Regions from separate parts of the Mus musculus genome. Here region 2 is linked to region 1. The links are chromatin loops, found by intact Hi-C in ENCODE. Cell type or tissue: left cerebral cortex. All regions are shown on one strand. Links, peaks and the distances in the headings refer to the core of each region. The heading gives the core; the rest is flanking DNA. Region 1 overlaps Gm272. Region 2 overlaps Gm30520 (a long non-coding RNA gene).

What was found. Peaks named below come from ENCODE experiments on the same cell type or tissue, not always from the same donor. Only the 100,000 strongest peaks of a DNase experiment are listed, where the experiment ranks them.
Region 2: it touches region 1 in a loop (11-fold over the local background); 3 of 42 quality-filtered maps call a loop at or near these places.

The regions. Positions count from the first base shown.
Region 1 is chr13:49,861,339-49,864,148 of GRCm38, forward strand. The region is part of intron 16 of Gm272; the gene reads left to right. It also overlaps the pseudogene Gm8672. Among named protein-coding and RNA genes, the nearest start is that of Gm8674, 40 kb to the right of the region's middle. In left cerebral cortex, for the core only: no CTCF peak of the experiment used is centred there; no DNase peak of the experiment used is centred there.
Region 2 is chr13:50,041,514-50,044,323 of GRCm38, forward strand. All of the region lies in intron 2 of Gm30520 (a long non-coding RNA gene), which reads left to right. Among named protein-coding and RNA genes, the nearest start is that of Gm30520, 35 kb to the left of the region's middle. In left cerebral cortex, for the core only: no CTCF peak of the experiment used is centred there; no DNase peak of the experiment used is centred there.

The sequences.
Region 1 (2,810 bases), core at 166-2,665:
TCAGAAACTTTGGTGTTTTTCCAGTATAGTCCATGTGGCAAGGACTGGTTTTCAATTGTTAGTGGTGTCTGTGTCCCTCTCTCAGTGGTAGAACATGCTATTCTACAGGTCCTTCTCTTGAAACAAGAAGGCATTTGGTTTGATGTAGAGCTTGGGACCATTTCCATTTCTTGGAACCATGCCACACCTTCCAAACTTGGTGTCACAAGTTTCAGAGGCAATGGCAGGTCCTGGGAAAGCTGTGGTTGTTCTTGAGCCTGGGTTAGAGCTTGGGCAGGGCCACAGGCATCACAAAACCTCACGGTTTTCTGTTCTGACAAGGTAGGGCTTCTGAGGATATGGGCAGTAGCCAGAAGTGACTCAGGGAACAGAGAGGAAATGCCCCAGAATATGTAACTAAACTCCTTTCGTATAAGATGCTCCAAGACCTTGAGGTAAGACAACTGCTGAAAGAGAGGAAGGTGATCCATTTTGTGAAGAGGGTTCCACAGGGGTTGTGGTGGGGAGTCCTGGAGCAGTTGCTTAGTGGAACTGCAAAAGACAGCAGGCAAAACATCAGCCTCAAGCAGAGGATCAAGAGAGCCATCAGTCTGTGTAAATATGGCACCTGTAGCCATACAGTGACTCATTGCCTCCATATCACATATTCCTTATTCTCACATTCAAGAGGGCTGTCTTCCCATCCCACCCTGCATAGCATCTCCAGAACCTGAGCTCACAATCTGGCTTGAAAATTCCCATAAGACAAAGATTTCTTACATTCTCATAGGTTGTGATGGAGTCTTGGTCTCTTCCACATTTTTTCCTCCATCTCTACAACCTGGAGATAGTTAAGTAAGAACAGGACAAGGAATGAGAACACAGAGGAGTGAGACATCTCTCTTATGAACACCTCTGTGAGGACTCTAATGCTCAACTATCATAGTGCAAGGAACATTGAAAGTGAGAAAGTGGAATAAAGGGATCTCATTTCTCCATTACACTTTCCTGCTCCTCCCTCAACTTGTGTAATTCCACTCACAACATATAATGCCCCCAGGATCAGTTATCTGAAAGAGAAATACAGATGGGAGTATTGAAGCTACCTGCTGTCAGGTGGACCATGGAGATCCCTATACAGGGGCACAGCATCAGTCCAGTGCCTTGAACAACACTCACATGTGTAGCTCCCATCCTAGCCTAACCACAGCTTCTTTCTGTCACAAAACTTGGGTGTTCCCTGATTCTACTTTCCTTCCCAGAAGTCCTTCTTCCTTCCTGCATATCATGTCCTTGGACACATGCCTCTCATCATGAACCTGGTCACTAAAGGGCCAGCCAGATGGAATATCTCACCACAGGAAAGCAGAAGTCTACCTTTTCCAGTAGCAGTTTTCTTCCTGGTCTTGTTCTGCTCCATCCTCACATCCTGCCATTTAGAAACAACACAAATGATCTGGGGTCTGTTCTTCCTCTCTCTGGTATGCAAGCTACCTGTTCTCTTTGGTGATTGAATACATGAAATCTGCATTTCCCACTGAGCTCTCTCTCTCAGCCATGCTTGCCTCATTCACCCTATACTCACTTCCTTATTGCCTTGTTGTAAAAGAAGCAAAAGTGGCTATATATGCTACATATACCAGGGATGTCCTCAGTCAGTGTCCTCAGACAGGATCCTACCCAAGGCTGAGCTCTGCAGCTGCCTTTGGCCTGTCAGGTGATACCTGCTCCCTAAGAGCAAAGGAGACTCAAGCCCTGATCTGAGGCCCTTGGTCTTATCACCTGCTTGTTGTCAGCACAGCACAGACAAATCAAGAGCCTCAGCAGAGGACAGATGATCTCTTCTGAGCTTCTCCTGTGTCCCCACCAACTCAGATATACAGTCTGTCCATGGAGTCTCAATGGTCCTTAGTGGTCTCCTTGTACAGATGCTCTGGGAGCTCTGGGCAGACACCTCAGAGCCACTCTCACCTCTGCCCTTCCTGTCAGCCCTCTCAGACTCTTTCTGGAAATTTCCCCTCACCAGTCTGTAGCTAGAATTTAGCTACTTTGTAGGTTTGTCCTTCTTCCATCCTTCCTTCTCCACCATTTTTTCCACCCATTCGGTCCCCAAATACTAGATAGAAAAAAAAAAAGATAGAGGGGAAATGGGGAGACATTATTCTTAAGCTATTTTCTGCTGGTTAGGCGGGTTTATTTACTTAGGGCAAGTTTAATCTTCATTGTCAGGATATCCAGGATATCATCTTCCTTCTGTGCACTAGAATAGTTAACAAGGCACAAACACCAGCAATGGATAGCACCTAACAACCAACTGCCAAGTGTGCCTCTAAAGCACATAGCATTTATATATCCTCTGAAAGTTCCTAGAATTCCAAAAGTCATAAGAACAATGAAATTTTCTGCTGTTGACAAATTCATGCTACTGCTTGAACATGAGGTAACGCACAGTCAGTTGCTGTGAGCATTCTGAAGCTCACACCTGAGTATGTATGTGTGTGTGTGTGTGTGTGTGTGTGTGTGTGTATACAATTTGTCACTACACCTGTATTTCTATGAAATGTGGGAGTAGCATTCATGAACAACAGAATGTTGCTCCATTGTGTGTGAACCAAGAGTCTCCTCACCTCTGAGATGTCGCTTTCACTTTCTGGTGGTGGTGACACTGGGCAGTCCTTCAGGAATGGCAGTAGTAGGAAAAAGAGCCCAGCTCCACACACAAAGGCAATGCCTATGTCCATTGCTATGTCCATGCAGCTGGGACTCATCCATGTGTCACTAATGCTGTTCATCAGAGCGAGAAAATTCTCCATCTTCTGAACAGCAGAGCA
Region 2 (2,810 bases), core at 44-2,543, 180 kb after region 1:
AAACCATCCAGTGGAAGAAAGACAGCATTTTCAACAATTGGTGCTGGGACAACTGGTTGTTATCATGTAGAAGAATGCGAATTGATCCATACTTATCTCCTTGTACTAAGGTCAAATCTAAGTGGATCAAGGAACTTCAAATAAAACCAGAGACACTGAAACTTATAGAGGAGAAAGTGGGGAAAAGCCTTGAAGATATGGGCACAGGGGAAAAATTCCTGAACAGAACAGCAATGGCTTGTGCTGTAAGATCGAGAATTGACAAATGGGACCTCATGAAACTCCAAAGTTTCTGCAAGGCAAAAGACACCGTCAATAAGACAAAAAGACCACCAACAGATTGGGAAAGGATCTTTACCTATCTTAAATCAGATAGGCGACTAATATCCAATATATATAAAGAACTCAAGAGGGTGGACTCCAGAAAATCAAATAGCACCCTTAAAAGATGGGGCTCAGAGCTGAACAAAAAATTCTCACCTGAGGAATACCGAAAGGCTGAGAAACACCTGAAGAAATGTTCAACATCCTTAATAATCAGAGAAATGCAAATCAAAACAACCCTGAGATTCCATCTCACACCAGTCAGAATGGCTAAGATCAAAAATTCAGGTGACAGCAGATGCTGGTGTGGATATGGAGAAAGAGGAACACTCCTCCATTGTTGGTGGGATTGCAGGCTTGTACAACCACTCTGGAAATCCGTCTGGCGGTTCCTCAGAAAATTGGACATAGTACTACCGGAGGATCCAGCAATACCTCTCCTGGGCATATATCCAGAAGATGCTCCAACTGGTAAGAAGGACACATGCTCCACTATGTTCATAGCAGCCTTATTTATAATAGCCAGAAGCTGGAAATAACCCAGATGCCCCTCAACAGAGGAATGGATACAGAAAATGTGGTACATTTACACAATGGAGTACTACTCAGCTATTAGAAAGAATGAATTTATGAAATTCCTAGCCAAATGGATGGACCTGGAGGGCATCATCCTGAGTGAGGTAACACATTCACAAAGGAACTCACACAATATGTACTCACTGATAAGTGGATATTAGCCCAAAACCTAGGATACCCAAGATATAAGATACAATTTCCTAAACACATGAAACTCAAGAAAAATGAAGACTGAAGTGTGGACACTATGCCCCTCCTTATAAGTGGGAACAAAACACCCTTGGAAGGAGTTACAGAGACAAATTTTGGAGCCAAGATGAAAGGATGGACACGCAAACTTTATATGCCCCAGTACAGTGGAACGCCAGGGCCAAAAAGGGGTGTGGGTGGGTAGGGGAGTGGGGGTGGGTGGGTATGGGGACTTTTGGTATAGCATTGGAAATGTAAATCAGCTAAATACCTAATTAAAATGGAAAAAAAGAAAATGAGAATTCAATATCGTATTTTATGATTCAACATAATCACAATGAAATTTAAAATCTTTTCCTCCTTGGAATTTGAGAGCTATACAAAAATCGAGGGGAAAAATGAAACTCCTTTGAGGAATGAACTAGTTAATGTCCTCCCATACAATACCAGGACCTATGGACTGGAGAGGTGGCTTAGTAGTTAACAGCACTGGCTGCTTAGGAGAGGAGCAGGAATGAATTCCCAGCACTCACTGGTGGCTCACAGCCATGGGTAACAACTTTCAGGGGGAAAGTGCTTGGTATAGAATAATTTCCTGCCAAGATATACAGCTAATAAAGGACTCACACCCAGAATGTGTTCCTAGGAATCAATGAAGAGAAAGGTTGTTAAGAGTCGGAGAATGGCACACCTGTATGCATTAAAATGGAAATATGACCAGGCACCAAACATCATAAAAGTCCCTAACCCCATCGGCTAACACTAAAGTGACTAAAGCAAGTGAAATTGGGAAAAGAAGATTCAAAGGGTCACAAAATAAACCCACCCACATGCCAGAGGGAACCTGTGTACACCTGAGCTGGAGCCCTAGAAGCACACAAGCTAATAATAGCACCATGCAGAGAGGAAGCAGGCTCCAGGGAAGTCACAGCAATTAAACGGGGAAATGTGGACAACTGTCAACTTTTTAATGAACAGAGAAATCTAGGTACATTGAAATAATGTGAAAGTATTTAATATAAATGATTCATATGTGGCTCTACTGAGCAAGGATGCATCATGCTATGCTACAATATAAAATGGAAGCTGTTGGACAGAGAGGAGACAGTTTGAGTGAGCCAGGCTGCTGAGTTGAGCAGAACAAGCTCAGTGTATCAAGAGTCTACTTAATGTGAGGAGGAGATTCCTAAACCAAGGTGGCATCCCTTGCAGTAGGCAGGAGTGATGATAGAGAGGCACATGGGTGTTGAGGGGCTGACAGCATCCTTCATTTTACCTTGTTTGCGCACTTGTTTATAGTACTGAATTGACATTACATATATATTTTGCTATATTTTCTTTTATTTATTCATTTTTGAAAAATTTTTATTGGATAATTTCTTTATGTATATTTCAAATGTTTCCCCCTTTCCAGATCTCCCCTTCAGACATTCCCTATCCCATTCCCCTTTCCATGCCTCTATGAGGGTGGTCCCCTGCCCACCTACCCACTCCTGTCTTTCCCTCCCTGGTATTTCCCTACACTGGGGTATCAAACACACTCAGGCCCAAGGGTTTCTCTTTACACTGATGTCCAACAAGGCTATCCTCTGCCACATATGTGGTTAGAGGCATGGTTTACTCCATGTGTATTCTTTGGTTGGTGGTACAGACAGCTGGAATTCCAGGATGTATTTCATTAGTTGACACTGTTGCTCCCTCCATGGGGCTGCAACCCCCCT